2 separate regions of the Homo sapiens genome follow, and region 2 is linked to region 1. A link is an interaction called in ENCODE POLR2A ChIA-PET data of the cell type or tissue named here. Cell type or tissue: OCI-LY7. All regions are shown on one strand. Links, peaks and the distances in the headings refer to the core of each region. The heading gives the core; the rest is flanking DNA.

Region 1 (17,019 bases), core at 11,383-16,382:
CCACACTCACAGCGGTAGGAGTTTTTGAGGTTCACACAGATCTCACTGCAGCCACCGTTGTTTTGCTCACATTCATTTTCATCTGCAGAAGAGAAACCACACTGTTTCTATACTGCTGAGTGATTCAGCCTTTTCCCAACCCCCCGGGCAGAATTTCCACATCTTTTCAGATCCTGTTGATGCACCTTCCACCATCCAGCTCCCCCTCTGATCCAGTATCATCACTCCCATCCACCTGATCTCCTCAACCACGTTATTGGTTCATCTGCCCTTTGCTGAGTGGAAGGTACCTAATTGCTTGCCAATTACCTTCTCTTCAGGGAAAAACAATGGGAAAATGAAGTTCCTTTTGAGTCGTGGGTACACCTACCTATTTGTATTGGTGAATTTCACTTTCTTTAATGAGTTCCTGAGAAGTTGCTAAATAAATACAAACTTATAAAGTAAATTGTTTTAAGTCATGAAAGGAGCTTCCATTACAGAAGGAAATAGCTGATAAAATATTTTGTAAGGCAATTTTCTTTTGTAACATGAACTATTACCCTCAAAATCTGTTTTTTAAATTAGTATATTCTCACTCTGTACTTAAGCAATGATTGCTAACCTTTTTAAGAATCTGATGAAAGGTATGGACTCTTGTAAAAAAATGCACAGTTGGCAGCAAATGTCTATGCTTTTCTTTCTACAAACAAGGAAAAGGAAGCTTGGGAGCTAAATTTGTCATAGTCCTCAGGAATAACAGGCCTAGATAGGACATAAACCAAGGACTGGGGTTAAACACCCATGCGATGACAGGAGGCATGACCTTGGCCCCAGGAGAGGAGATAAGCTGTGACTGAAACCCTGCTTAAGTCTAGGACCCCAGAAGATGTATCCCCTCAATGAGATGGGGAGAACTTTGCCCAGTGGCCCAGGGAAGCAATAAGGAAACTCTGCCCAAGGCTCTAGGAGAAAGAAAAGCCTTCACAAGCAATGGAAGCCCCAAGCCAGGGCTCTGCCATGGCTGAAGTACGGTTTTACACTTCCCACATGGTATGGGGAAACTTGAAGCTGAGAAATTGATGGAAAATTTGGCCTAGGTCTGATAAAGCATCTGTGATGCTGACAGGAGCATTTGAAAAAGTGCTCTGTGTAAAACTTCCTCAAACCAGGTGCTGTGGTTTGGATATTTGACCCCTCCAAATCTCATAGCGAGATTTTTCTTTTTTTTTGAGACGGAGCCTCTGTCACCCAGACTGGAGTGCAGTGGTGTGATCTCTGCTCACTGCAACCCCTGCCTCCCAGGTTCAAGCGATACTCCTGCCTCAGACTTCCGAGTAGCTGGGATTACAGGCACGCACCACCACGCCCAGCTAATTTTTGTATTTTTAGTAGAGACAGGATTTCACCATGTTGGCCAGGCTGGTCATGAACTCCTGACCTCAAGTGATCCACCTGCCTTGGCCTCCCAAAGTGCTGGGATTACTGGCATGAGCCTCAGTGCCTGGCCTCATATTGAGATTTGATCTCGATGTTGGAGGTGAGGCCTAATGAGAGGTGTTCAGGTCTTGGAGGCAAGTCCCCTGTGAATGGCTTGGTGCTGTCTTTGCAGTAATAAGTGAGTTCTTGCTCTATTAGATTAGTTTCAGCGTGTTTAAAAGGAGCCTGCCACCTCCCCCTTCTCACTCTCACTTCCTGTCTTGCCATGAGATCTCTGCACATGCCAGCACCCTTCACCTTCCTCCATGAGTGGGAGCAGCCTGAGGCCCTCCCCAGATGCTCAGTCTCCCAGCCAGCAGAATCATAAACCAAATAAACCCATTTTCTTTATAAATTACCCAGCCTCAGGTATTCCTTTATAGCAACACTAAACAAAGATACCAGATGACACGAGTGGTGTCCTACAGAAAAAACTACAACAGAAGATGGTCTGCCACAAGACACTTACATGAGGGATGATCCACTGTGAGAGAGCATTATCGTGATAATTAGAGGCTTTGAACTGGAGATAACAGAATTATCCAGAAAAATCCATAATACAAGTATTTAAAGAATTAGTAAAAAGATAAAAGAAAGGATAATAAGCAAAATAAAAGAAGTGTGTAAAAAGACAAGGCAGAACTGAAAACAAACAAACAGAACTTGTAGAAATGCAAAATGTTGATAATATTAAGAATCTTTATCAGGGCTCCTTCTTTCCCTTTCCTCATTATACTGCCTGGAAAGTAGATGGTTAGAGGCCCACAGCCTTCCTGGATGTAGACATGGTGACATCCGTGCTTGGGTAGGTCACTTAGAAGCCTCTATTCCAAGCCTGGACTGCTTATCTTGGACTGTAGCAGGACAAGCCGCAGACAAAACCCCTCAGACAGCGAGTTAAAGAAGGAAGGGCTTTATTCGGCCGGGAGCTCCGGCAAGACTCAGGTCTCCAACAACTGAGGTCCCCAAGTGAGCAATTCCTGTCCCTCTTAAGGGCTTACAACTCTAAGGGGGTCTGCGTGAGAGGGTCATGATCGATTGAGCAAGCAGGGGCGTACGTGACTGGGGGCTGCAGGCACCGGTAATCAGAACAGAACAGAACAGGACAGGGATTTTCACAGTGCTTTTCCATACAATGTCTGTAATCTATAGATAACATAACCGGTTAGGTCAGGGGTCGATCTTTAACTACCAGGCCCAGGGTGTGGCGCCGGGCTGTCTGCCTGTGGATTTCATTTCTGTCTTTTAGTTCTTACTTCTTCTTTTTTTGGAGGCAGAAATTAGGCATAAGACAATATGAGGGGTGGTCTCCTCCCTTAGGACTGATTTTTTTTTTAATATGAGAGAGAAATAAACTTCTACTTATTTAACCCATCATTATTTGGGGTTTATTGTTATAGCCAGTGAAGATACTCTATGCCCCAGCAGTTCCATTCTTATGGGTACCTGCTAGAGAAAATCTCACACATTGGGTAAGGTATCATTTTTATGTTAATTCTAAGAACACACAAAACAATGCTATCTATTGTTATGGGTACATACATAAATAATAAAAGCATTAAAATGGGATGAGAAGAACACATGTTAATTTCAAAACAATGATTACCCCTGGAGGCTGAGAGAAGAAAGCAGGATGGGGTGGGATGGCTTTACTGTATTTACAAAATTGTATTTAAATTAAAAGAAAAAGGGGGCTGGGCATGGTGGCTCACGCCTGTAATCCCAGCACTTTGGGAGGCCAAGGTGGGTGGATCACCTGAGGTCAGGAGCTCAAGACCAGCCTGGCTAACATGGTGAAACCCTGTCTCTACTAAAAATACAAAAGAATTAGCCAGGCATGGTGGTGAGCATCTGTAATCCTAGCTACTCTAGAGGCTGAGGCGGGAGAATCACTTGAACCTGGGAGGTGGAGGTTGCAGTGAGTCGAGATTGTGCCATTGCACTCCAGCCTGGGCAACAGGAGTGAAACTCCATCTCAAAAAAAAAGAAAAGAAAAACAAAAAGGAAGCAAAACTTAACTCTAGTTAAATCTAGGTACATGAGTGTCTGTTATATTATTTTCTTGTATGCTGCCTGAACAAATTATATAATTTAAAATAATTAAAATTATTACATTTAAATAAAAACTAAAGGAAAATTGACACATGCTTACAAACACAAAACACTGTCTACAATTTCAGAGGATTCACCATCTCCCTGAAGTCCCACAGACCCCACATAGGAACTTGGGGCTTTGATAGAAAAAGATTGTCTAAGATAAATTAAGGAAGAGATGTGAATGATATGCTACCTTTGATGTTTAAAAATGGCCAATAAGTAAACATATTGATATGATTTGGCTGTGTCTGCACCCAAATCTCACCTTGAATTGTAATAGTCCCCATGTGTAAAGGGTGGGGCCAGGTGGAGATAATTGAATCATGGGTGCAATTTCCCCCACACTGTTCTCTTGGTAGTAAGTAAGTCTCACGAAATCCAATGGTTTTATAAATGGGAGTTCCCCTACACATGCTCTCTTGCCTGCTGCCATGTAAGATGTGACTTTGCTTCTCATTCATCTTCTGCCATGATTGTGAGGCCTCCTCAGCAATGTGGAAGGGTGAGTCAATTACACTTCTTTCCTTTATAAATTTCCTTTATAAATCCAGGCTTGGGTATGCCTTTACTAGCAGCATGAGAACAGACTAATACACATATATATATTTACATTTTTAAATCTGACTGTAGAAACCCTGGAAGCACATATAAGAAAATAATACAGCCGTTTCCTTGGGATGGAGTTGGGGAAGAGGGAAATGGGGCAAGAGGGTGACTGAGAGCTGGACAGTTTGCTGTATACTTTTTCATGTTGTTTAATTTGGGAACCATTTAAACGTATTACCTCTTCAAAAGTTATATTAAAACAAAAGCAAAGAAATGCATGAACAACTCCTGGCTTAAAATAAAGCCAAATATTTTTGAACAGAAATACATGAGGGTGGGCAGAGACTTCAGGAACCACTATTGCCCCTACCCCAAGGCATTTAGCATTAAATCACATACTCAAAATCAATCACACGAGATCCCTAACAACGCCTATGGCAGAGCCGAAACATGCTTCACAGGATGGTCAGTGGGGTTCATTTAGGAGGCTTTATTTATTGAAGTATTTATGTTTTGTTTTGTTTTGTTTTGTTTTTCAGAGACAGGGTCTTGCTCTTTCGCCCTGGCTGGAGTGCAGTGACACAATCAGAGCTGATGGCAGCCTTAAATTCCTGGGCTCAGGCAATCCACCTACCTCAGCTGAGACTACAGCTACTTTGGAAGGCTGCCACCATGTCTGGCTAATTTATTTTTATTTTATAGAGATGGGGTCTCACTATGTTGCCCAAGCTAGTCTTAAACTCGGCCTCAAGCAATCCTCTTGCTTCGTCCTCTCAAAGCGCTGGGATTACAGGCATGAGCCATTGCCCCTGGCTCATTTAGGAGACTGAAGAGCAAAAGCTTTTCTAAAACAAGAAGCTACTTGGGCCCAGGATGTCGAAGCTGCAATGAGCTGAGATCACACCACTGCACTCCAGCCTGGGCGACAGAGCAAGATCCTGTCTCAAAAACAAACAAACAAACAAACAAAAACCAATAAGCCTTTTATGCTCCTTTCACCTTAATCTCCTACCTCAATCCTGACCTGTTACTGTTCTTCTTGGGGGACCAGGGTAGGGCAATCTTCCCCTTTCTCTCTAGACTTGTTTTAAATCTATTTGAGTCTGAATCCAAAAAGCTTCATAACATTAAAGAGAAAGAGAAATAATATTCAATCTTGGGGTTTTCATCTCTGTTCTCTTCTAGTTATAGACAACATAATATAAAATTCAAGAACTCTGGATTTCCTACAGACAATCTGACTCATCTTTCTTGCTACTCAGAACAACCAAAATTGTATCAGTGAAGCTAGAGGAGTAAGTCCTTAGATAATTCTAGACCAGACCAGTGCTGTTCAACAGAAATATAAAGCAAATTACATATTTAAAATTTTTTAGTAGTCATATTAAAATTTTTTAAAAATAAACTGGCGAAATTAATTTTAATAATATATTTTATATAACCCAATTATATGCAAAATATTTTCACTTTGATATATAACCAATATTAAAGATATTATTATTATTTTTAGAAACAGAGTCTCGTTCTTTCACCCAAGCTAGAGAGCAGTGGTGTAACCATGGCTCACTGTAACCTTGAACTCCCAAGTTCAAGTGATCCTCCCACCTCAGCCTCCTGAGGAGCTGAGACTATGGGTACCTGCCATCATACCCACATAATTTTCATATTTTTTGTAGAGATGAGTTTTTTCTTTGTTGCCCAGGGTGGTCTCAAACTCCTGGGCTCAAGCCATCTGTCAGCCTCAGCCTCCCAAAGTGCTGGGATTACAGGTGCGAGCCACCGTGTGTAGCCAAACATCACTTTTAAAATTAAAATAAAATTAAAATTCAGTTTTTCAGTCACACTAGCCACATTTCAAGTGCACCATGGCCATCTGTGGCTACCCTAGTGGAGGGCACAATTCTCTGCTGTCCCTAATCATGATACAAATTTGGCGTGGGGCTTTCGGTCCAGGCATAAACTAAAAAGCAAACACCATTCCAAGTGTTTGGAGACACACACTGGGAAAATGATGGTGCTCTGAGGCAGGAAGAGTTTTTGATTTGTCCTTTCGATCCTAATAGCCTGATTCTACCTTTGATGAGTTTCTTACCAAAGCATGTCTGCCTGTCAGGGCCTAGCACAGTTCCTGGAGCGCATGTGCACTCGCTGGTATCTGAGCAGCTGCCATGGCAGTCCTCGTCGCAGATGTCATAAAAATCTATGGAAGAATAAAGATTATCTTCATGAGGGCAGGAGACCAGAAGACACTCTTTCATTCTTTTTAGAGATGGTGCGGGGGGTCGGGGGGGGTGGTATCCCTATGTTGCCCAGGCTGGCCTCGAACCCCTGGGCTCAAGCAATCCTCTCACCTTGGCCTCCCAAGTAGCTGGCACTACAGGCATAAGCCACTGCATCCAGCTGACCCTCTTCTTGAGAGAGCCTCATAAGTGCAGCCTGGGGGATGAGTTTCCAGCCACCATCAAGGGAATCCTCATTGTTCAGGGTTTATATAAACCAATGGAAAACAACAATCTAGGGCATCTTCTGTCATCTAGATCAATGATTCCCAACTTCAGATCCACAGGCCCTTGAGTGGCCATAGAGTTTCTGCAAATCCAAAACCTCACCATACAAGAGCTATAGACTAAGAAAGTGTTATGTCCTACTCTTCTAGTGTTCTATTTAAAAAATGAATACAGACATTGACAGGATTAATAACACAGAAATTAAAAGTATTACTGACATAAAGTAGCTTCTTCCCATTGTATATCACTTAAAAAAATCAGTGGACACTAAACACAATCCAATCACATGGATGTCTGATTATCTATCTATCATCTATCTATCTATCTATCTATCTATCTATCTATCTATCTATCTATCTATCTATCATCTATCTATCTTAAAAAGGGGTTCTCCATACTCAAAAGTTGGAAATCCACCATTTAGATAATCTAAATCAGTGTTTCATTTTCTTTTTTTCTTTTTTTTTTTTTTTTGAATCAGAGTCTCACTCTGTCACCCAGGCTGGAGTGCAATGGCACGATTTTCGCCTCACCGCAACGTCCACCTCCCGGGTTCAAGCAATTCTCCTGCCTCAGCCTCCCGGGTAGCTGGGGTTACAGTTGCCTGCCACCACGCCTGTCTAATTTTTGTATTTCTAGTAGAGACAGGGTTTCACCATATTGGCCAGGCTGGTCTTAAACTCCTGATCTTGTGATCCACCTGCCTCAGCCTCCCAAAGTGCTGGGATTACAGGCGTGAGCCACTGCGCCTGGCCCAATGTTTCATTTTCTAATGTTTTGTTTGAATGGAATTCAGACAAAATTAAAAAGAACTGATCAAAGTCATAGCTCCTTTCCCCTTCTATTTCTTCAGGAATTTTTCAGAAGTTCTAAGAAGAGATCTCAGAAATCAGAGGTATCTTTAGCCCCACATCAATGTTGTTCAGATTGAGATATAGTTGCCACTGTAACTGCATATCCTATAATTGGCACTTTTGGACTCCACCTGTGGCCTTGTTGGTGGAGAAAAAGAGCACAGGGAAGGTACTCACGACCACAGTAGACGTGGAAGCAGACGCTGGGCTTGGTCAGACGATACACATAGTAGCCTCCAGGGCAAGCCTTGACTTCCACCGTGGTGTTCCAGAGACAGCAGTTCCCATTGAAGCTGGCACAAGCCTGGCGTTGCACAATGCCGTCGCCTTCTAGGGGGTGGCTGCCATTGAGCCAGACAGGTGCGTGGGTTCCACAGTGGTTTTCTGGTATGCAGAAGGTAGGCATGGCATCTCCCGCCATGCCCGTGAAGTGGTACCACTCCCCATTCACATGGTTGTCACATAGAGGAGGACCTTGAGACTCATCCAACTGGTGGTCAGTGTTCCTCCAGGGCTCATTCAGGCTGATGTAAGCAGAACAAGGATCTAGGGCTGGAAATGAAAAAGATACCTCAGAGTACCTGGAGTGTTTCGGATCACACCACCAACAGCCCAAGTCCAACTTCTTGGTCTTGCATTTGGACATTTTTGAATTCCAGAGAGAAATTAGTTAAGGTCACAAAAAATAGCTGTTTAAGGTTCCTCAGGTTGATTTAAACATGTTGCATAAATGCCCTTTTCAAAAGTATTTCAAACCTAAAGTTAAGTGTTAGCATTGAACTGAATTTTTATCCAGAGTAATTATTTGATAGAAGGATAGTTGATCAGACCAAGGGAGGTTAGGATTAAAGACTCACTGAACTCTGCACGAGTCAGACCACACTCTGAGTATTTTGTTCATACATGGAGACTGTATTATTATTATTTTTGAAACAGGGTTTGGCTCTGTCACCCAGGCTGGAGTGCAGTGGTACAACCATGGCTCACTGCAACCTCCGCCTCCTGGGCTCAAGTGATCCTCCCCACCCAGCCTCTGAAGTAGCTGGGACCACAAGCGTATGCCACCACACCTGGCTAATTTTTTTTTTTTTTTTTGGTAGAGATAGGGTTTTGGCATCTTGCCCAGGCTGGTTTTGAACTCCTGGGCTCAAGTGATCCTCCTGCCTCAGCCTCCCAAACTGTTGGGATTACAGGCATGAATCTGGTGCTCGGCCGGAGACTGTATTTTATGAAAGTAATTGACAAATTTGTTCAGAGAAAGTTGAACAGACTTAGAAGGGGTCCTAAAAATTATTTACAGGAGAAGTTGAGAACTATCATTTTGAAAAAAGAAGATGGAAGAAAATGCATATTAGTTTTTAAAAATCTGGAACAGGCGTGTGAAAGAGGAATTAGCTATTCTGTTACAAGAACAAGAATGAATTATGGGAAAGCACGTTTCAGTTCAGCTATCCAGTCATGGAGAGGCTGTGTCACAGTGCAGTTAGCTTCCAATCCTTGGAAATTTTCAAAAAAGTATTTGGCTGGCCATTTGTAAAGATTATAGGTGGAATTTTGCATTATTAGAAAGTTTGACTTGATCAGGAATGTGTAAAAGCTCATTCCACTGAAAAGAAAAAGGCCTCGGGCACATGTCACCTACTTTGAAATACAGAGTATACTAGCATGTTGTTACCAGAAATATTCTCAAAGTGAATTTTGGTATATATTTTACCAGCTTATTGAAAATACCAAGAACTTTGTGTATTCACAGTTAACCATGGCATTACTATCCTAGCTGTCATATAGCCAAGTTTCTCAGGCATACATATTTAGTGCATAAATTACAAGGACAAATATCTCAACCAAAACATTTTATTGTATGTCATGAAAACATTGGAAAACAACATTTTGGCCAGGCACAGTGGCTCACACCTGTAATCCCAGCACTTTGGGGGGCCGAGGCGGGTGGATCACCTGAGGTCAGGAGTTCGAGACCAGCCTGGTCAACATGGTGAAACCCCACCCCTACTAAAAATACAGAAATCAGCTGGGCGTGGTGGCACGTGCCTGTAATCCCAGCTACTTGGGAGGCTGAGGCAGGAGAATTGCTTGAACCCGGAAGGTGGAGGTTGCAGGGAGCCGAGACCACACCATTGCATTCCAGCCTGGGCAAGAGAGTGAAACTTCGTCTCATAAATAAACAAACAAACAAATAAATAAATAGAAAAACAACATTTTAATGACTAAAGAACCAATATCTCCAATATTCTCATTGCTCCCCTTAACTCCAGGGAAACTAATTAATGAATCAACATAGGTAAATTGTCCTTATGAAGAATCTATGAAACCAAGAAATTCTAGAAAGGAACATTGGCCAGAGAGTACTATATTATCCTTCTTAATGCACATGAGGTTGACTTACGTAACTGATATCATAGGCAGGAAATTCACATTAGGGCCAATACATTTTGTGGGCAGGGAATTCAGTATTAGCAAATACTGCACAAAAATTAAATATGAATGGGCCATGATCACCAAATCTAACTTGTCTAGAAAATACTTTAGATTTTTCCAATCTACATATCCACAATTCAAAGTTAAGTTTACTCTCTAAACTTCAGTCACATGTAGAGAAAAGTGTAGCCCACTGCTAATGGCCTCCAAGAAAATATGACAATGTAAGACAAGAAATAAGTGGGATATTGCATTTTCTGGAAATAACACGCAGGGTTGCAAATGGCAGAAACAACCCTCTTTCTTTAAAATGCCCCTTATGTATCTCGGCTGAACCCTAGACCATAATCCTTTGAGGGGAAGAAATATCCTCAGATTCTTTCTCCCATCAAAAGGGACAAATTTCTTCCTCCTTTGCTCTCCCAGCTGTGACTTTTTCTTACAAATAAGGTTTCCAGAGCAGTTTCACAGGTGATTACAGAGTCATAGAAATATTTGATTCCTCTCCCTGGCTCTAATTTTATAAGAAATGGTTAGATACTTAACTTTTAATCGCTTCTACAGAAACTCCTAAACCTCTCTCAGTAACTATTTCCTTATTTATAAAGTTTTTCCTTCAAGTTAAATGTCATTTCTTGGGCTGTTTGCTAAAAGTTCACTTCCTCCCCTGCTGTAGGGGAGATAGGGTATGAGGAGGAAAAGTTTATCTACCATCTTCTATAACTAATTAAATAATACATATATATTTTTAAAAGTTAACCATCCAATACTTTCTGACATTTAACGTACCCATCCCACTCTACCCCCTTTTAAGGCAGCAATCCAATCTAATAATCTGGCCACTGGTCTTATATCCTGTTTTTAATCTCAGCGTGAAGCCCAGAATCTGGTATTGCGCACATTCATCCTAAAATGCTGATCTATACATCTCAGTGCGAAGGCTTCAAAAAGAACAGCTTCCTGGCCTGCCAGAAGCTCCTCAATGGTTTGCTAAGATGCCCACTTGCCAGCTGCCCCTCTGCTGTCTTCCACCAGGACCACGCAGGGCCAAGGGCAGGGAACCATGTCTGCGTCCCCACCCTTTCGCCCCAGGGTTGAGTCCTCCAACCCTCCAGGTCCTATCCGGCAGACAGCCGCCCCTGAATCACAGCCCCTTTTCGACCCTGTGCCTGAGCTTGGTCGGGAAGTGCCCCTCCTTTCCTGCTCCATCCTCTTCCATCCTCCTCCCTCATCACCCCACTTTGCTTCCCCCTTTCTCATCCCTTCTTTTCCTCTTCTCTCACTTCCCCTGTCCTCTCAGGGCAAACACCAGCTCTAGTTCCCAAAGTTCCCCCTTTATCATGCTTCTGGCATTGAGCCAAATATCATCCTTGAGGAGCTGGGGGTTGGAGGAAAAGATCTGGGAAGGGCGATGGTATATGGAAAGAATGGGGAATATAGGAGGTACTAGAGGGAGAATAGGTAAGGAGAAGGGTGGGAAGAAAGGGGAGTGGAGATTTTCGGGAGGACAACTTTCTGAGCGACCCTTGGGTTAGTTATTGGCAGCAGATAGGGGGTGATTAATGACAGGTAGCTCAAGCATATTTTTTGGAATAGTTTTGGATTTACAGCATAATTGAGATGATAGGACAAAGAGATCCCACATACCCCACACCCAGTTTCCCTTGTTATGACACGTTACCTTTAGCCATACATTTACCACACATTGGCATGGTACCTTTGTCACATTAATGACCCACTATTGATACCTGATTATTAACTCAAGTCCACACTTATTCAGATTCCCTTAGTTTCCACCCATATCTTTCTGTTCCAGGATCCCACATTACCTTTAGGTGTCAGGTCTCCTTAGGGTCTCAAATCACCATTTTTATTTTTATTTTTATTTTTTTGAGATGGAGTCTCCCTCTGTTGCCCAGGCTGGAGTGCAGTGGTTCGATCTCGGCTCACTGCAACCTCCACATCCCGAGTTCAAGTGATTCTCCCGCCTCAGCCTCCCAAGTAGCTGGAATTACAGGCATGCAACACCATGACCATCTAATTTTTTTGTGTGTATGTATTTTTAGTAGAGACGGAGTTTCACCATGTTGGCCAGGCTGGTCTTGAACTCCTGACCTCAGGTGATCCACCCGCCTTGGCCTCTCAAATGCTGGCATTACAAGTGTGAGCCACCGTGCCTGGCCACAAGCCTATTTTTAATGTGTATCCTTTCAGGTACTAGAGCAACCATGAAGAAATAAGCCAGGGTCAATTAGATACTGAGCTACTCAAAAGTGTCAAGAAGGATGGTTCTCTCCATCTCACCCCCACCCTCTGTTCCAGTTAGTACTCACATTCTACTAGAAAAAGATGCAAGAGAGAAATCTGTTAGTAACTGGAATTGAAACTTTTCTTTGCCTGACTGGCCAGTTTTGCACCAAGCCTGAGGAGGGAGACAATTTAAGATTCACTCGATCTGTGCAAAAAGTCTTATTTTCTGACATAAAGACTAATGAGTTTGGTTTATCCAGATCTGTGCCCCCCATGGCAACAGAGCTTTCAGTCCCTTGCCTTCATTAAAGAAAAATTCTATGCTCAACTTTAATTTTTTTTTTTTTGGCTCTTCAAGTTGGAACTATAAAGTGCCTAGAACACAAAGAAGATAGAATTATTTTTACACATACTCCAGGAACTCTTTAGCTAGTGAAAGCTGTGGGATATGGCAGATCCATGGAAATTTTGGAGTCCAGGCAAGAGGCTAAATGGAACATGTAACAGAAATTCTCGGGAAATCTATTTTCAAGGATTATTAGGGACTTTTCTTACAAGATTCTAGAGCTAGCATTTAAGGTACTGGAATCTAGTTCTTAATCATCTGTACATTATAGCAAATTGCCACAACAAAAAGTGCATTGTGCCAAGTTCTTGACATGAGACTCACCCACGGGTGACACGGAGGTGCCTGTGATGAAGAGGCAGGTGAGAAGCAGGAATGGAGGCATCCTTCTGGACCAACTGCCAGAAACACTGGAAAATCCTCTTAATACTGGTGTTCCTTTGTCCCCTTCTCTTTCAAGCACTTTTTTTTTTAAGGCCTCTAGGCTCTCACGAGAAAGACTTTATCAGCACTGGTAGGGGCTTTATCAGAGGAAGAGGATGAGGATGAGTGGGATAAGGTGTCCACAGCTCTGGCCTTGGCCCCAGAGAGAAGCACTGCTTTACACTGTCAACAGGGTTCCTTTATTAATAGTTTTCTTTAGGAAAAAAAAAAAAAAACACAACTCACAATCCCTCATCCTCCTATTGTTTTCTCTCAAGAATTCCCTGCAATGAAACCCCAGTATCTTATCCAGAAGGGAATTCTAAATGAGGGACATCCCTTCACGTCAAATTCTTGCTTTGTGACTTCTAGGAATTGATTTCACAATGTTGCAGCCATAGCACTGCACACTAAACGAGAATGGATGAAGCCAAATCACTGCAACTGTCTTGGTCAGATGGTTGAGGAGCTTATAATAGCACACAAAACAAAGTAGTAAGGACAGGTATGAGACAAGGACAGTATTCTCTTGAAATAAGCTCCTGAGTTTGTTTTATTACGGTCTTTGGCCTCAAAACTTCTGAAAGAAACAAGGTTTAAATTGTGTTTTTACTAATTCAAGCAGCAATACCTCATATTTTTATTGTCTTTACTCCCAAAATTAAAAAATGGTTTAATGTTATTTATTTCACTAATTCTCACATTAAGATGGGGTAGGAGCTTAAAATTAGAAACTACTCATTAAATTAACACTCTGGAAAATTAAATGTCAAAATTTCCTGAAGTTTCACTTTTAGACAAAGGAGAGAAAATGTGCTTCTTAGCACAATTTTTTTTTTCAGACGGAGTCTTACTCTGTCGCTCAGGCTGGAGTGCAGTGGTGTGATCTCGGCTCATTGCAAGCTTCGCCTCCCGGGTTCACGCCATTCTCCTGCCTCAGCCTCCCAAGTAACTGGGACTATAGGCGCCCACCACCACGCCCAGCTAATTTTTTTGTATTTTTAGTAGAGACAGGGTTTCACTGTGTTAGCCAGGATGGTCTCGATCTCCTGACCTCGTGATCCGCCTGCCTTGGCCTCCCAAAGTGCTGGGATTACAGGTGTGAGCCACCGAGCTCGGGCAATCACTGGTTTTTGACAATGACAAAAGTACACATGGTCTCCAGAAGCACAGGGTTTATGGTCAAGCAAGGGGTTTCCATTGATCTAAAATTGTAGTTAGCTACTTCATTACTAACATCAGTGGGACACAGGCAATTTGACCATTAACTTATTAAGTTGTGGTTTGATGGCAGCAATGGATGACTCTGCTGTCTCATTGCAGGATAGTGTTGCTAAGTATCAGTGCTTTAAACAGAAAAAACAATCCCCCACAACTTCCTGCGCCTAGGAAGCCATCTGAGGGCTTCATATGTGTTGCAGAGAAACAGAGGACGTGTGCATGAGATAAACCCAGACTTGTTGCCAGGATTGATTGCTGGAGTCAAGGACTTTCACCAGATAGCCTTTGGTTCTGTAAACAAGAATTCCCAGGATGGTAAGATGTTTTTTCCCCCTTATTTCTATTTTTTCCTTTTTAGTTGACCTGCTCTTTCATTTTTTACTTTTTATGATGAAAAATTTCAAATATATATACAAAAGTATAAAGAACAATAATGAACACTCAGCTATAATAATTACTAACATTCTATCAATTTCATTTACATACCAGTATGCATTTCTAACACATTGTATTTTTTTACATAATCATGATGCTTTTATTACAACTATGAAAATTAGTAATAATTCCTTAACTCATATCCAATCCATATTTAAATTGCTCCAATAGTTCCAAATATTCCTTTTATTGCTGGGTTGAGTCAGGATCCAAACAAGATTTATATATTGCATTTTGATTGTCACTTAAATTTATTTTTATCAGCTGGGTGCAGTGGCTCACACCTGTAATCCCAGCACTTTGGGAGGCCAAGGTGGGTGGATCACCTGAGGTCAGGAGTTCGAGACCAGCCCGGCCAACATGGTGAAACCCCATCTCTATTAAAAATGCAAAACTAGCCAAGTGTGATGGTGCACGTCTGTAATCCCAGCTTCTTGGGAGGCTGAGACAGGAAAATCACTTGAACCTGGGAGGCAGAGGTTACAGTGAGCCGAGATTGTGCCACTGGACTCCAGCCTAGGCAACAGAGGGAGACTCCGTTTCAAAAAAAAAATATATATATATATATATATTTTTATCCATAATGGTCTTCCCCCCTTCCTTCCATTTGTTGAAGAAACCCCATCATTTGTCCTACAGAATGTTCCACGTTTTGGGTTTGGTGAATTGCTTCTTTGTGGTGTCTTGTAGTCTTTCCTCCCCCATATTTAATGTTAATGCTTGTTCATATGTTACAATTTTTCTAAATTATGTGCTATTAGAATTTAAAAACAAAAATACTCTGGTGACATTGAGAGAATTTAATGTACAGAAGGCAATGCTAGAAATAGACCAGTTACGAAGAGGATAAATCAGTCTAGGATATATCTGAGCTAGAGTAACAATTTGAGAGCTACCAACATATAAATGGTAATTTAAATAGGGGAGAGGGGTGAGATCACACCCATGGAAAATGGGGTCCAAGATGGAACCTTGGGGAAGCCTAATATCACAGATGTGGGCAGAGGAATAGGACGCTGTAAAGGAGACCAAGAAGTAGTCACAGATTTACGAACGGAAACCCAAGGGTGGAGTCACAGGAGCTGAAGTTCAAGGAGGAGGGGTTGCTCAGTGAATGATGCATTTATAAAATATTAACATTTATCAAATAAGTATTTTTTTTTTTTTGAGACAGGGTCTCACTCTATAACCCAGGGTGGAGTGCAGTGGCGCAATCTCAGCTCACTGCAGTCTCTGCCTGCGGGGTTCAAATGATTCTCCTGCCTCAGCCACCCAAGTAGCTGGGATTACAGGTGTGCACCACCATGCCCGGCTAATTTCTGTATTTTTAGTAGAGATGGGGTTTTGCCATGTTGCCCAGGCTGGTCTCGAACTCCTGAACTCAAGCTATCCACCCACCTTGGCATCCCAAAGTGCTGGGATTACAGGCAAAGTAGGTAATCTTATATTCAGTAGGATTCATTAAAAATAACTTACACATTTATCCTAAGGAAATATCACAAGCGCACCATGGGAAATAAGGAGCTTGGACTCATTTGGGAGAGCAACAAACAAACGTTGGCAGTGATAAAACTGAATTAAAACTCTGAAGAGTTTCGGTGAAACTGAGCTCTAAAATCTAAGAAGTCCCATTTTTCTGTGAAATCTTTCCAGATAGATTTAAAAAGTCAACCTATTTGTATTTGTTTTTGAAAGCATCCACCATGTGCTTACCACTGCACCCTGACAAGCAGGATACCACATTAGTGTTAACATCACCTCTGGTTACATCTTTTCTACTCACCAGTCACCATGCTCAGCAGTCCTCCAGCCACTCAGTCTGGTACTTGACCACAGGATGCACTGAGGAGTTGTGATGTAGGCGCCATCTCTGAGCCTCAGTTCCTTTCTCTTTAAAGTGATGGTTCTCATCAGAATCACCAGGAGGGCTTGTTGAACACTTGGCTCCACTCCTAGTTTCTGATCCAAAGGGGACCGGAGAACTTGCATTTCTAACAGCTCCAGGAGATGACATGCTGCTGCTCTGGGGACCATGTTCTGAGAACCCTTCTACTTTTTCCACCTCTAAAGTCTATGCTTCCTCAGCAAAACTGCATTACTTACACTCAGTAATAGATTTGACACTATCATTATTTGCCTCTAATCCACTATGCTTTTTTTTCTCTATTGTGGTAAAATATACATAAAATCTATCATTTTAACCACTTAAGTGTACAGTTCAGTGGCATTAGGTACATTCACATCGTTGGGCAACCATCACCACCAACCACCTCCAAAACTTTGTCATCTTCCCAAACTGACACTCTGTATGCATTAAACAATAACTTGTCATTCTTCCCTCCCTCACCCCGGCAGCCACTATGTTACTTTGTGTTTCTATGAATTTGACGAATCATGTAAGTGGAGTCATACAGTAATTGTCCGTTTGTGACTAGCTTGATTCATT
Region 2 (17,019 bases), core at 4,527-9,526, 66 kb before region 1:
TCAGTTTAAACAGAGGATTATAAGATAATATTTGCAAGCCTCATGGTATCTTCAAATTGGAAAACATACAACATGGCTGGGCATAGTGGCTCTCGCCTGTAATCCCAGCACTTTGAGAGGCCGGGGTGGGTGGATTGCCTGAGGTCAGGAGTTCAAGACCAGCCTGGTCAACATGGCAAAACCCTGTCTCTACTAAAAATACAAAAATTAGCCAGGCATGGTGGTACATGCCTGTAGTCTCAGGTACTCGGGAGGCTGAGGCAGGAGAATCACTTGAACCTGGGAGGCGGCAGTTGCAGTGAGCCAAGATTGCACCATTGCACTCTAGCCTGGGTGACAGAGCAAGGCTCCATCTCAAGAAAAAGAAAAGAAAAGAAAAACATACAACAGATACCCAAAAAATAAAAAGAAATTAAATCATACCAGAGAAAATCACCTTTACTAAAAGGAAGATAGGAAGGAAGGAAAGAAGAAAGAGAAGACCACAAAACCAGAAAACAAATAACAAAATGACAGGAGTAAGTCCTTACTTATTAATAACATTGAATGTAAATGGACTAAACTCTCCAGTCAAAAATGGCTGAACGGATAAAAAAGCAAGACCCACTGATCTGTTGCCTACAAGAAACACACCTCACCTGTAAAGATACACATAGACTAAAAATAAAGGGATGGAAAAAGATATTCCATGCCAATGGAAACCACGAAAGAGCAGCAGTAGCTATACCTATATCAGACAAAATAGATTTCTTTTTTTGAGATGGAGTCTCGCCTTGTCACCCAGGCTGGAGTGTAGTGGGGCAATCTCGGCTCACTGCAACATCTGCCTCCCTGGTTCAAGCAATTCTCCTGCCTCAGCCTCCCAAGTAGCTGGGATTACAGGCACATGCCACCATGCCCAGCTAATTTTTGTATTTTTGTAGAGATGGGATTTTACCATGTTAGCCAGGCTGGTCTCGAACTCCTGACTTCAAATGATCCGCCCACCTCAGCATCCCAAAGTGCTGGGATTACAGACATGAGCTACCATGCACCTCTATGCCCAAAATAGATTTCAAGACAAAAACTGTAAGGAGAGACGAAGAAAGTCATTATATAATAATAAAAAGGTCAGTTCAGCAAGAGGATGTAACAATTTTAAATATGTATGCCCCCAACAGTGGAGCACCCAGATATATAAAGCAAATATTATTAGAGCTAAAGAGAGAGAGAGAGAGAGACACCACAATACAATAATAGCTGGAGACTTCAACACCCCACTTTCAGCACTACACAGATTTTCCAGACCGAAAGTTAACAAAGAAACATTGGAGTTAACCTGCACTACAAAACAAATGGACCTAATAGATATTTACAGAAAATTTCATCCAACAGTTGCAGAATGCACATTCTTTTCATCAACACATGCATCATTCTCGAGGATATTCCATATGTTAGGTCACAAAACAAGTTTTTAAACATCAAAAAAAACTGAAATATAAGCATCTTTCTGACCACAAAATAAAACTAGAAATTAATAACAAGAATTTTTGGAAACTATACAAACACATGGAAATTAAACAATATCTACTGAATGATCAGTGGGTCCATGAAGAGATTAAGAAGGAAATTGAAAATTTTCTTGAAACAAATAATGGAAACATGACATACCAAAACCTACAGGATATAGCAAAAGCAGTACTGAGAAGGAATTTTATAGCTATAAGTGTCAACATCAAAAAAGAAAAATTTCAAACAAATAACCTAATGATGCATCTTAAAGTACTAAAAAGCAAGAGCACAGCACACCAAACCAAAAGTAAAGAAAAAGGAAATAAACATCAGAACAGAAATAAATTTGAAAAGAATACGAAAGATCAACGAAACAAAAAGTTCATTTTTTGAAAAGATAAATAAAACTTACAAACCTTTAGATAGACTAAGAAAAAAAAAGAAAATCCAAATAAATAATCAGAGCTGAAAAAGACATTACAACTGATTCTGCAGAAATTCGAAGGGTCATTAATGGCTCCTATGAGCAACTGTATGCCAACAAATTGAAAAATCTAGAAGAAATGGATAAATTCCTAGACACATATAACCTACCAAGATTGAACCATGAAGAAATCCAAAACCTGAACAGATCAGTAACAAGTAACAAGATCAAAGCCACAATAAAGTCTCCCAGTAAAGAAAAGCCTGAGACCTGATGGCTTTACTGCTGAATTCTACCAAACATTTAAAGAAGAATTAATACCAATTCTACGTAAACTATTCTGAAAAATAGAGGAAGAAGGAATACTTCCAAACTTATTCTTTAAGGCCAGTGTTACCCTGGCTTTAAAGACAAAACATTCAAAACCAGACAAAAACATTTAAAAAAAACTACAGGCCAATATCTCTGATGAATATTGATGCAAACATCCTCAACAAAATACTAGCAAACCAAATTCAACAATACATTTAAAAGATCATTCATCATGACCAAGTGGGCCAATATATGTAAATCAATCAATGTAATACAGCATATCAACAGAATGAAGGACAAAAATCATATGATCATTTCAATTAATGCTGGAAAAGCACTTGATAAAATTCAACATATCTTAGTGATAAAAATCCTAAAAAAAAAACAAACTGGGGATAGAAGGAACATACCTCAACACAATAATAGCCATATATGACAGACCCACAGCTAGTATCATATGGAATGGGGAAAAACTGAAAGTCTTTCCTTTAAGATATGGAGCATGACAAGGATGCCCACTTTTACCACCATTATTCAATATAGTACTGGAAGTCCTAGCCAGAGCAATAAGACAAGAGAAAGAAATAATGGGCCTCCAAATTAGAAAGGAAGAAGTCATATTATCCTTTTTTGCAGATGATATGATCTTACATTTGGGAAGACCTAAAGACTCCACCAAAACACTATTAGAATGGAAAAATTTAGTAAAGTTGCAGGATACAAATTCGATATACAAAAATCAGTAGTATTTCTACTACAGTGAACAATCTGAAAAAGAAATTTAAAAAGTAATCCCATTTACAATAGCCCCAGATAAAATTAAATACCTAGGAATTAACCAAAGAAGTAAGAGATCTCTATAATGAAAACTATTAGACACTGATGAAAGAAATTGAAAAGGACACAAAAAAATAGAAAAATATTCCATGTTCAATGATTGGAAGAATTAATATTGTTAAAATGTCCATTACTATCCAAAGCAATCTACAGATTCAATGCAATCCCTATCAAAATACCAATGACATTCTTCACAGGAGTAGAAAAAACAATCCTAAAATTTATACGGCACCACAAAAGACCCAGAATAGCCAAAGCTATCATGAACAAAAAGAACAAAACTGGAGAAATCACTTTACCTGACTTCAAATTATACTACAGAGCTATACTAACCAAAACAGCTTGGTACTGGCATAAAAACAGACACATAAACCAATGGAACAGAATAGAGAATCCAGAAACAAATCCACATACCTATAGCGAAATCATTTTTGACAAAGATGCCAAAAACATACATTGGGGAAAACAAAGTCTCTTCAATAAATGGTGCTGGGTGAACTGGATACCCATATGCAGAAGAATGAAACTTGACCCCTGTCTCTCACCACATGCAAAACTCAAACTAAAATGGATTAAAGACTTAAATCTAAGACCTCAAACTATGAAACTACTACAAGAAAACATCAGGGAAACTCTCCAGGACATTGGTCTGGAGTGATACCCTGCAAGCACAGGCAACCAAAGCAAAAATGAACAAATTAGATCACATCAAGGTAAACAACAACAACAACAACAAAATTCTGCACAGCAAAGAAAACAACAAAGTGAAGAATCAACCTACAGAATTGGAGAAAATATTTGCAAACTACTCATCTGACAAGAGATTAATAACCAGAATATATAAGGAGCTCAAACAACTCCACAGGGGGAAAAAAAAGTGAATTATTCAATTTTAAAAATAGACAAAAATTCTGAGTAGCAATTTCTCAAAAGAAGATATATGAATGGCAAAGAGGTATATGAAAAGGTTCTCACATCACTGATCATCAGAGAATGCAAATAAAAACTGCAAAGAAATATCTCACCCCAGCTAAAATGGCTTTTATCCAAAGACAGGCAATAGAAATGCTGGCAAGGATACAGAGAAAAGGGAATCCTCTTACACTGTTGGTGGGAATGTAGATTAGTACAACTATTATGGAAAATAGTTTGGAGGTTTCTCAAAAAAAAAACCAAAAAACTAAAAATAGAACTACCACGTGATCCATCCATCCCACTGCTGGGTATATACCCAAAAGAAAGGAAATCAGTATATTGAAGAGGTATCTGTACTCTGTTTTTTGCAGCACTGTTCATAATAGCCAAGATTTGGAAGCAACTAACTGTCCATCAGTAGATAAATGGATAAGAAAATACAGTATATATATATATATATATATATATATATATATATATATATATATATAACAGAGCACTATTCAGCCATAAAAAAGAATGAAATCCTGTCATTTGCAACAACATGGATACAACTGGAGATCATTATGTTAAGTGAAATAAGCCAGGCATAGAAAGACAAACTTTACATGTTCTCACTTATTTGTGGGATCTAAAAATAAAAACAATTGAATTCATGGAGATAGAGAGTAGAAGGATAGTTACCAGAATCTGGGAAGGGTAGTGGGCATAGGGGGAAGTGGGGATGGTTAATGGATACAAAAAAATAGCTAGAAAGAATAAGACAAAGTATTTGAGAGCACAATAGGGTGACTTTAGTCAATCATAATTTAATTGTACACTTTAAAATTAACTAAAACAGTATGATTGGATTGCTTGTAACACCAAGGATAAATGCCTGAGGGGATGGATACTCCATTTTCCGTGATGTGATTACTATGCATTGCATGCCTGTATCAAAGTATCTCACGTATTCCATAATTATATACTTGTAGGTACGTACTACGTACCTACAAGAAATAAAAATAAAACGCTAAAATTTGATACAGAGCTAATCAAAATAGTATGGTATTGGCTTATACACAGACATACAGACCAATGGAATGGAATAAAGAGCCCCTACATATATGGTTAAATGATTTTGACATGGATGCCAAGACTTTTTGATGGTGGAAAGGACAGTCTTTTCAACAAATGGTACTAAGAAAACTGGATACCTATGTGAAAAAGAATGAATTTGATACCTTACCTTACACCACATACAAAAATTAACTCAAAATGAATCAAATCCCATATAAATTAATCAGAATTTCTAGGGGCAGGCCTGGACATCATATTTTTAAAGCTCCCTATGTGATCCTAATGTGAAAGAAGGTTGAGAACAACCAATCTAGCCTCAGTGCAGTGGAACAGGCTATGTGGCTCATAAAGTAGTTCTGAAACATCTTTGAGCTATTTTTAGCAGTGACAACACTGGGCCCCCAAGACAAGTTTTAACTAACTTTGAAGGTCAATGTTCATTAACATGTACATTATTGATGAAATTGGTCTCATTACTTTTCATCCTTTCTCATACATAAAGTAAGGGTATTCCAAAAACTTCTATATGGAAATAGGGAGGAAAACTTTGTGAAAGAATAAAGACATTTGGAACCCAAGAGTTTGATAAAAACAGATGTAAAGTGTAGCTAGAATTCATGAGACTGATATTCAGAAATACCCTGTTCTCTTCACTAAATTTCTAACCAAGTTGTTGAGTTGGAAAACCCATGGTATAAAGAGGCCGATTTCTAAAATATGCTATTAATTTAGGTAGTGAATGCTGGTTGTCACATAGAGAAAAGCATCTTGTAAATAAGTAATGCTCAATTTTTCTCTATGTGTTCCAACAATATTCTTCTGTTTCTCATTCAGAACTGACAGCATCTCTCATCATAACAATGCCATGTCAGCAACTGCAGAAGTCAAACCTTAGAGTCTAGGTAGAAACAACTCAGGAAGGGAGTGTGTCATATTCTTTCTCTAGAAATCCATTTGCTTCATTCTTTACGATTTTGAGAAAAACACTGGGGGTCACAATAGGCTACATTTTCTTTTTATTAAGAGGAAGCATTGCTTGAGCCCAGGAAGTGAAGGTTGCAGTGAGCCATGATCAAACCACTGTCTCCAGGTGACTGAGTGAGACCCTGCCTCAAAAAAAAAAAAAAAAAAAAAAAAAAGCATATTTAAATTTTCTAACTAAAACGTATTCATTCCCTCTTTACATATTAAAAAAGTAATAGCTAACTCTGAAGCTACAAAGAAAGCTGATCAGCATAGAGGGGATTCAAGTATTAGAAGACCTGCTGGACAAGATTAACTTTCATATTCCTGCCAACACAGAAGATCCATAATTCCAGGCTGGGCACCGTGGCTCATGCCTGTAATCTCAGCACTTTGGGAGGCTGAGATGGGCGGATCACTTGAGGTCGGGAGTTCAAGACCAGCCTGGCCAACATGGTAAGACCCTGTCTCTACTAAAAATACAAAAATTAGCTGGGCATGGTGGTGGGCACCCATAATCCCAGCTACTTGGGAGGCTGAGGCAGGAGAATTGCTTGCACTCAGGAGGTGGAGATTGCAGTGAGCCAAGATTGTGCCACTGCACTCCAGCCTGCACTCCAGCCTGGGTGACAGAGTGAGACTCTGTCTCAAAAACAAAAAACAAAAAACAAACAAACAAAAAAACCCTATAATTCCAAAGAAATATACTTGGATCTCAATCCTAGCAACATAAATAAAACTATTATTACTATTATTTTAAGACAGGGTCTTGCTCTGTCACCCAGGCTGGAGTGCAGTAGCACAATCTTGGCTTACCACAACCTCCACCTCCTGGGCTAAAGCAATCCTCCCACTTCAGCCTCCAGAGTAGCTGGGACTATAGGCAAATGCCATCATGCCCAGCTGATTTTTTGTATTTTTTTGTAGAGACAACATCCCTATGTTTCCCAGGCTGGTCTTGAACTCTTGGACTTGAGCGATCCACCCCCGCTTTGGCCTCCCAAAGTGCTGGGGTTACAGGGGTGAGCCACAGCTCCCGACCGTGTTATGTCATTTTTAAAAATGGATCAAAGACATAAGAGCTAAAACTCTAAGATTCTTAAAGAAAATATAGGGTCAAGATCTTCATGACCTTGGATTTGCCAACACTTTCTTGGCTATGACACAAAATCACAGTCAACAAAGAACAAAAAAATAGATAAATTGGACTTCATCAAAATTTAAAACTTTTGTGCAAAGGACACTACCAAAGAGTGAAAAGGCAACCAAGAGAATGGGAGAAAATGTATGCAAATTATATATCTGATAAGAGATTATTATTATTATTATTACTTGAGACAGGGTCTTGCTCTTTTGCCCAGGCTGGAGTGCAGTGGCACATTCTCAGCTCACTGCAGCCTCAACCTCCTAGGCTCAAACCATCCTCCCCGCTTAGCCCCCTGAGTAGCTGGGACTACAGGCACACACCACTCCATCTGGCTGATTTTTGTATTTTTTTGTAGTGGTGGGGTTTTGCCATGTTGCCTAGGCTGGTCTTGAACTCCTGAGCTCAAGCAATCCACCCACCTCAGCCTCCCAAAGTGCTGGGATTACAGGCATGAGCCACCATGCCCGGCCCTGATAAGAGATTAATATCCAGAGTATATAAAGAACTTCTGACACTCAACAATAACAAAAAACCCAATTGAAAAATGGACAAAGGTCTTCTTAAATAGATGTTTCTCCAAAGAAAATATACAAATAGCCAATAAGCACATGAAAAGATGCTCAACATCACTAATTATGAGGGAGATGCATGAGATACTACCTCACATTCATTAGGATGACTATTGTCAAAAAAAAAAAAGGAAAACAACAAGTGTTGACAAGGATGTGGAGAAATTAGAAATCTTGTCCATTGCTGGCAGGAATGTAAAATGGTACAGCCACTATGGAAAGCAGTATAATGGTTCTTCAAAAGTTAAACATAGAATTACCATCCAGCAAACCCACTTCTAGGTATATAATACCCAAAAGAATCGAAAGCAGGGACTTGAATGGGTATGTGTACACCAGTATTCATAGCAGCAGTATTCTCAGTGAAGTATTGATACATACCACATGGATGAACTTAAAATTATACTAAGTGAAATCAGCTGGACACAAAAGGACACATATTATATTATTCCATTTATATGGGGTACCTAGAATAGGCAAATTCCTAAGAACAGAAAGTAGAATAGTGGCTGCCAGGGGCTGGGGAAAAGGGGAATGGGGACTTATCACTTAATGGGAACAGAGTCTCGGTTTGGGATGATGAAAAAGTTCTGGAGATGGATAGTGGTGATGGTTGCACAACAATGTATGAATGTTCTTAATGCCACTGCATTGCACACTTAAAAATGGTTAAAATGGTAAATATGTTATGTATATTTTACCACAATTTAAACATGTATAAAGTTTCAAGAAATGGGGGGACAATACTATTAACAGCTCTAGTAACAGTTGCATCAGCAAAAAGATCCTTCTCAAAACAAAAAAGTATCAAATATTTCTTGCCATCTTACAATTGCCAAGAGCAACTGACATCACTTTCAGTTACACTGATTGAAAATTAGGTTGTTAGAAGTATAAACTTTGATGACCTAATCAATGAATTTTCAGAAAAGTCAGAAAAATCCTATGATCAAAATATTGCATACTTATAAAGTAATATATAGTATTATATAAAATTATGACACCAATTTTTAAAAAATTTATGTATATATTGATACTCATGTATCTCTATTAACCTTATTATATTTTACAAATAATAAAACATTTTTTAAAGGAAAAAGCTTTATAGTTAGCTTTTTTTTTTTGAGGCAGAGTCTCACTCTGTCACCCAGGCTGGAGTGCAGTGGCACGATCTTGGCTCACTGCAACCTCCACTTCCCTGGTTCAAGCAATTCTCCTGCCTCAGCCTCCTGAGTAGCTGGGATTATAGGTGCACGCCACCACGCCGGGCTAATCTTTTTGTATTTTTAGTAGAGACGGGGTTTCACCATATTGGCCAGACTGGTCTTGAACCCCTGACCTCAGGCAATCCACCTGCCTCGGCCCCCCAAAGTCCTGGGATTACAGGTGTGAGCCACCGCGCCCAGCCTATAGTTAGTATTTTAATGGCAAGTTCCCCTGCTTTTGGAAAAGGAGCTCTGCATTTGCAGTTTTGTTTTGGTGAAGCCCTACAAATTATGTAGCTGGCCCTGGTGCCAGCTTTCCCATTGATAGCCTGTCCAGCTTTGATCAAGTCACTTACCCTCTGCATCAGTTTTCTCACCCCCAAATGGGACTATTTAATCTGCTTCATGAAACTGGCATGAACATTTGTGCATATGTGCATGTGTATGTGTGTGCCTCTGTGTATGTGCATATGCATGAAAGTGGTTTGAAAAAGTATAGATGCTTTAAAATATTGGGTGGCATTGTTGTGACTATGAATAATTTTTAACCACTGCCCTTCCTGGAGTCTGAGTCTTCAGCCAAACACATTTACTGAAAATGAAGAAATTAATTCATTTAATTCATTATTTTCCATGGGGCTTTCCAGACAAACATTTGAGAAAGGAGCTAAATGATTCATGTGGTCCATAAAGGTATCATTTTTATAGACTGGTGATTATTTTATTATTACTATTTTTTTGAGACAGAGTTTCGCTCTTGTCGCCCATGCTGGAGTGCAATGGCGTGCTCTCGGCTCACTGCAACCTCCGCCTCCTGGGTTCAAGTGATTCTCCTGCCTTAGCCTTCCTAGTAGCTGGGATTACAGGCGGCTGCTACCTTGCCTGGCTAATTTTTGTATTTTTAGTGGAGACGGGGTTTCGCTATGTTGGTCAGGCTGGCCTCAAACTCCTGACCTCAGGTGATCCAAACGCCTCGGCCTCCCAAAATGCTGGGATTACAGGCATGCACCACCATGCCCGGTCCTAGACTAGTGATTTTATAGATGGCATTTCTTCACACGACTAAAAGCAGTCTAAACTGAAAACGATGCCAAAACACTAGACTTCAGTCAACAGTCTTAAAAGCCTACACTCCCAAATAGACTATTTGATAAACCCTCTGACTTCTAAGAAACTCAAAGGAAAAACACCACCAGGAGAGCCGAGTGCCCCCAGAATTGTCCTTGGACCATCTGTAGATCTTGTCTTATGATCCACTTATGCTGAGTGTAAACAGAGATACTGCTGTAAATAGAAGCCAAAATGTCCCTGCACTCAGATGGCTACATCTGGGAGCTCTGCCAAATTAGAGGATTTATGCGTCAGAGCCAGGTGGGTTCCACAGCAGAAGCTGGGGTCTCAAATCTGAACTTCTGCTTAACACACACTTGGTACCTACTCTGACACTATCGTGACCCTTGGTAAAGTGACTATTAATTCCTACCGCTGGGGCTTTCCTGGGCCCTGTACACATCCTCCTGACTCTCCTTGGAGACTATGTAGGTAGCTGGCTGAGGGGTGTGGCTAGGACCTTCGGTCAAGCTCTTCTATCAAGAGGCTGGCCCTGAAGAGCCACACTTGTAACTGATCAACAGCTTAACAAGCTGGTCGGGGTAGAACTCCGAATCCTTCACCGTTCCTGCGTCTCAGAAGCTGGCTAACATCTCCCTCCCTCCAGGGTGGTAGAATCCACTTTGAAATGTTCTCTCTCCCTGGCCCTCCCACTCCCTAACCTTTGCCCTCTTTCTAATTGCCCTGATCTCATCCCAACCTCCATAGCTATGTTTAAAGTCCACCTCTGGGGAACAGACAGATTGAATGTTCCAGATAATCCCTTTCCCAGTCCTGCCTGACATCTGGGTAGGGGGTTTGTCCCTGGAATTCTGGGACACTGGCTGGGGTTTGAGGAGAGAAGCCAGTACCTACCTGGCTGCAGGATGAAGCTGGCCAGTGGCTTCTTGGTTTTGTGGCTCAGCCTTGGGGGTGGCCTGGCTCAGAGCGACACGAGCCCTGACACGGAGGAGTCCTATTCAGACTGGGGCCTTCGGCACCTCCGGGGAAGCTTTGAATCCGTCAATAGCTACTTCGATTCTTTTCTGGAGCTGCTGGGAGGGAAGAATGGAGTCTGTCAGTACAGGTGCCGATATGGTGAGTGTGCGGTTTCTCTTTCTGTAAAAACTGTTGCTGGTGGACCCATGGACAGCCCCAGAGAGGTCACGATCTGTCTTGCACTTTTTCCTGTTATCCACTTAGAGCTGCCAGATTTAGCAGATAAAAATGTAGGACACCCAGTGAAATGTGAAATCCAAATAAACAACAAATAAGTCATTAGTATAAGTATGTCCAGTGAAATATCTGGGACATACTTATCCTGACAAATTCTTCGTTGTTTATCTCAAACTCACATTTCACTGAGCTTCCTGTATTGTATCTGGGAAACCTTCCCTGGGCCATTTTAATGAGTTTGTTGTGAGGCAGTTCTTAGGAAAAAAGGGTACCTGGGGTGGGAAGAAGGAGGGTGGGTATGAGAGGCCTCTGTGAGGAGTTCCCAGGGATGAAAACTGAAGCCGAACATTCAGAGAAAAATCTGCCATGGGGCAAAACCACCTCCTCAGCTGCTCTGTGCTCAGCTTGGAAACAAATTCTCCCTTCCCCCTGCTGCAGTTCACACCGTCCTCCCAGCTCTCAGTCCCTGACTGGCATCAATTTGCTGGACTTTCTCAAGGGAGCTGTCCCTGCCTGCAGCCTCGGCAACGACAGGCATGCTGTGGAGAGGAAGGGTTCGTGGCTCACCAGGGATCCCGGGGCTGTCCCCTGGACTTGGCGCCAGATGCAGATTTGTGAGCTGGCAGGAGCACTTCCCCTACCTTGCCTGAATATGGCTGGGGGTACACAGATATAAGGTGCACACCTGGCTGCCGGCACAGAGCCCCTGGTCCCAGGGGCCCTGGAAGTTAATGTAAGGGGAGCAAAATGTGGAGCCCCAGGCCTTGAAGCTGGGTGGCATCGTGTAATTGCCAATGCGCATGAAAACGTTTTCCAAAGCATGCACAGTCTCAGGTCTCAGGTAGCATTAGTTTTATGGTTTAATTTATCAACTATCTCATCAAGGGATTAGAAATGAAAATGGTGAGTCAATTTAGCCTAACAGGAAAACACATTTGAGAAATATTTTCTCCAAATACTCAACAGAGAAAAAGTCAGCTTTGAAGAGATGCACAAAAAAACTACATACTTCCCGGACTCACCCTTAAGTCTCTCTATTCCTTTTTGAGTGGGGAAAATCGCTTCCTTATACACTAAGAGTGACTAGGAGGTAATGGTTAATCATTGCATCAGGACCCAAAGTTTTGCAGCATAGATGTTTTAACAATCTATGGTTAAAATCTATGTTTTAACCATCTATGTTTTAACCATCTATGCTGCAGCTTCTTTGTGAAAGTTTCACAGAGAAAAATGCCTGGTCTGTTAGGACCCACCTGGCCCTAAAACCATGTATTTGTCCAAGGCAGTTGGACCAACGCAGAGGCCTTGCCACTGGATTATGCTCACACTGTTTGCACGGATGGGACAGGGAAGGGGTTGACTCACTTCAGACATTGGAATCAACACAGGTGTTTTCCTTCCTAAAGGCAACACAGGACTAGTATCTGTAGTTCAGCAAATAGGCAACAGCAGGAATTTTTATTAGGAAATCAAGAACCAAATCCTATTCTTCCTTCTCTAGCAAAACAGCATTAAAAGACTTAAGCAAATTTTAGTTGCGGAGCCTCTGGCTGGGCAGGGTGGAAGCCAGCAGCAACTGGTGGGGGATGGGAAGAGTAAATAGAAGAGAAAGGCAAATAACTCTTCTCACTTTGTGTAAAACAACCTGCTCAAAGAGGGGCCTGAAAAACACTTAGAAAAATAGGCGGTTATGCCTCCTTACCTTGGAACCCAGTAGAGCCAAAAACCTGGCGGCTGTGCCCAAAAGAGTACAAAATACCTTCTCAAACTGATTGTGAATCGAGCAATCTTTTGAACAGACAACACCTAACAACGAGTCTGCTCTTTTGTAGTTTGCTTTGTGACACATCTCTCATGCACCGTGCTCGTCTTTTAAGTAGTGGTTCTCAAACTCACCTGTGAATTGAAGCCCCTGGAGGGCAGATTCAACCAGATCTCTGGGCCCCACCCCAGGTGTTTCTGATTAGTAGGAGATTCTGGGCTTAGGAGATCCTCCTGCCTCAGCCTCCCAGTTAGCTTGGGCTACAGGTGTGCGCCACCATGCCCAGATAATTTTGTAACTTTTTGTAGAGCAGGGAGTCTCACCATCTTGCCCAGGCTGGTCTCCAACTCCAGGGCTCAAGCAATCCTCCCAACTTGGCCTCCCAGATTGCTGGGATTATAGGCGTGAGCCACGGCACCAGCCAGATTTTACCTTTGATAGGTACTAACTACTATTTAAAACAGTGGGTTTCTAACTTGGGTACACTTCAGATCACCTGAGGGGCTTTAACAACACCTGGCACCAAATCAATTAAATCAAAATTTCTGTGGGTTGGCCCCAGACATCAGTATTTTAACATTTTTCCCAGGTGATTGCAAAGCACAGCCAAGGTAAAGGGGTGCCATTCTATGACGTCATTCTTAGAGAACTTCAGCCCACAGGTTAAATTATGCAGGCAGATAAAACTGTGTATGTATCCTGGTAGCCCATGATAGCATGTCAACATTGTTTTCCGTGCTTCTCATATCTAAAGTAATTTGTTCTCATGCCAACACACAAAATCTGTACTTGTCAAACAACTGGGCTATAAATATGACAAGATCCAGCGTGTGTCAATGGCATACCTAGCACAACTGTTATTAAGGAGTCTCTACCAGCTGGGTGCGGTGGCTCATGCCTGTAATCCCAGCACTTTGGGAGGCCAAGGCAGGCAGATCACGATGTCAGGAGATCGAGACCATCCTGGCTAACACGGTGAAACCCTGTCTCTATTAAAAATACAAAAAAAATTAGCCGGGTGTAGTGGCGGGTGCCAGTAGTTCCAGCTACTCGGGAGGCTGAGGCAGGAGAATGGTGTGAACCTGGGAGGCAGAGCTTGCAGTGAGCTGAGATCTCACCATTGCACTGCAGCCTGGGCAACAGAGCGAGACTCCACCTCAAAAAAAAAAAAAAAAAAAAAAAGGAGTCTGTGCCAATGCAAACAAGATTTCCTTGAGAATCGCTTCCAAAATATAGATAACCTTTTCCACCTCCAGAGATTCTGATGCAGTAGGTCTGTGGTGAGACCTTGGAAGTGCACTTTTAATGGGTAGTCTTTGAACCAGACTTTGAGAAATAAGCATAGTAATGGAAAAATCATGGGTTTGAATTTAGGAGAAAATATCCCATTGCTGGTGACCTTGGGTGAGTTATCTGACTCTCTCAACCTTAGTTTCCTCAAATATGTAAAAATAATGTTACTAATACCCACCTTGCAAAGGTGTTGTGAGAATTAAAGATAATATACATAAAGAATCAGTGGTATATATAAAGCATGGTAGGTACCAAACAAATTTTATAAACGTTATGAGAAAGACAGTCTAGTGAACAGGTTAATTGCATTCAGATTCTTCTAGCTCTCTTTCAACGTAAAAATGAAAAATCCCAGAAATCCCAGTGGCTGGACAACAGCCTCTCAGCTTCCGGAAGAAGTCCCTCGAGGGAACAACGACTGAAGAGTTATCTGCCTCATGAAGGTCTCTGGAGTTGGGTCAATGGAGTAGTTTCTATAATGATACTGTTCACGCTTTCACACTTTAATAAAAGATCCTGAAAATGAATTTCTTCCTGGATTTAGTTCCAAGAGTATCTTAAAAGTTTCTTTAAATATCTGTCTATTGTAATCCCAGCACTTTGGGAGGCTGAGGCCGGCGGATCATTTGAGGTCAGGAGTTTGAGACTAGCCTGGCCAGCATGGTGAAACCCCATCTGTACTAAAAATACAAAAATTAGCCGGGCGTGGTGGCGCGCCCTGTAATCCCAGCTACCTGGGAGGCTGAGGCAGGAGAATCACTTGAACCCTGGAGGAAGAGGTTGCAGTGAGCCGAGATCGTGCCATTGCACTCCAGCCTGGGCAACAGAGCGAGATTAAGTTTCAAAAATAAACAAATAAATAAATAAATAAAAATAAATATCAGTCTATTTTTTAAAGAGAATTTTTATCTGAAGTTTTACAGCAAAATTTTATAAACCTGTGAGTTTGTATCTTTTTCCAGGGAAATAACTCAAAGACTTCATCAGATTCTCCAGGGAATCCAGAGCCCAAAAAAAGAAAACAGCCACTGGCTTAGAGGCAAACAGATTATTCTTGTTTTTGGGCAACTGACCTCCTAGTCTGCTGGGGACTCAAGGAGGAGGGGAGATGCTCCTGGGATGTGAGACTTTCAGTACTAACACCGGGACGGGTACCAGGCAAACCAGGACAAGTTGCTCACCCTACTTTATGCAGTAACTTAATCTGTTTTAGTGACTGAAATACAGAGTTCTTCTCTACAGGAGAATTGCCTCTGTCCTGCTGTGTTCCATTGATGTATTAATCATGGTGCATCTGAGTGTTTCTGGGAGGAAGGAGGACATACCTTTCTTTCTTTTTTTTTTTTCTGGAATTTTGTTTTTCTTGAGACGGAGTCTCCCTCTGTCACCCAGGCTGGAGTGCAGTGGTACTATCTCGGCTCACTGCAACCTCCGCCTTCCAGGTTCAAATGATTCTCCTACCTCAGCCTCCTGGCGTAGCTGGGATTACAGGCATGCGCCACCACGCCTAGTTACTTTGTATTTTTAGTAGAGACGGGGGTTTCACCATGTTGGCCAGGCTGGTCTCGAACTCATGACCTCAGGTGATCCCCCTGCTGGGCCTCCTAAAGTGCTGGGATTACAGGCGTGAGCCACCGCGCCCGGCCTGGAAATTATTTTATTTTCTCATGTTTGAGACAGCTAGTTGGGGTTGTTGATGAAGCCATGCCTATAATAGTTTAGTAAATACTCTTATTATTCATTCGTTATCATTATCTGTTCTTTGTAACAATATAATATTAATAGAAAAATCATATCATTGAGTGGAAAATTGTAAAACAAATGACAAAGACATAATATGTATACTACAAAAAGGTTCTTACAAACTGTGAAGAAATAGGCAAAAGATCTAAAAGAAAAATGAGCAAAGAATGGAAATAGGCAATTAACAGAAAAGAAAAACTAAATGGTTTGCATACAAATAATATGGTCGAATTCAGTATTGATCAGGGGCTTACAAATTAAAGTAACAATGAGATACCACTTTTAGCCAACAGAGTGGCAAAATTTAAAAGAAGAGTGATAGGAACTATTGCTGTCCGAGATAGGAAAAAAGCACTCCCGTGAATTTCTTTTGGAAATATAAATGTTAATCCTTTTTTTAATGTTGATTTTTAAGTTCTGGGGTACATGTGCAGGATATGCAATTTGGTTACACAGGTAAATGTGTGCCACAGTGGTTTGCTGCAGATGTACCTTTTAATAAAGCATACTCACTCCCTCCTAGCACCTTTGGGGGAACCAGCTGGGTGGAGAGGATGGACGCACCCTCCCGGGAAGGCAAAACTCTTGCCCTGGGACACAAAGCCCTGAAAGTTTTTACTGCTGTTTCCAGTGACAGAGAGATAAAAGGGCGGGCCCGGGAGGCAGTGTCTACCGCTGGCAGGTAGAGCTCTTGGGATTCTTGGCTAACACTTCTCGATCTCCCTCCAGTTGGTCTTTTAAGACTTTTATGGTATTTCACTTTATTCAGAAGCTTTTAAGTTTTATAAGATCAAATCTGTCAGTCTCTTTCTTTATGGCTTCTGAATTTTATGTCTTGATTAGAAAATCATCCTCACATCAAGATTAGAACAGTATTCTGCTGTTTTTTCTGTGACAGCAGCCATAGCTAAATCATAATAGTGTGGCTGTGTTCCAATAAAACTTTTTTTATGAACACTAAAATTTGAATTTGAACAGGATCAAGTTGTCGGCCTCTCACTCCTATAAACAGCTCCAGCCAGAAAATAAAACAT

What was found. Peaks named below come from ENCODE experiments on the same cell type or tissue, not always from the same donor. Only the 100,000 strongest peaks of a DNase experiment are listed, where the experiment ranks them.
Region 2: POLR2A ChIA-PET joins it to region 1 with 10 read pairs; 2 of 35 experiments call an interaction of 5 or more read pairs at or near these places.

The regions. Positions count from the first base shown.
Region 1 is chr10:72,889,659-72,906,677 of GRCh38, reverse strand. OIT3 (oncoprotein induced transcript 3) reads right to left here and starts at 12,939. Exons shown (of 9, transcript NM_152635.3): 1 at 12,819-12,939; 2 at 7,640-8,014; 3 at 6,194-6,301; 4 at 1-82. The coding sequence starts at 12,879. RefSeq lists a silencer at 7,711-7,921. In OCI-LY7, for the core only: no CTCF peak of the experiment used is centred there; no DNase peak of the experiment used is centred there.
Region 2 is chr10:72,948,565-72,965,583 of GRCh38, reverse strand. It overlaps PLA2G12B (phospholipase A2 group XIIB), which reads left to right and starts at 10,778. Exons shown (of 4, transcript NM_032562.5): 1 at 10,778-11,109. The coding sequence starts at 10,899. In OCI-LY7, for the core only: no CTCF peak of the experiment used is centred there; no DNase peak of the experiment used is centred there.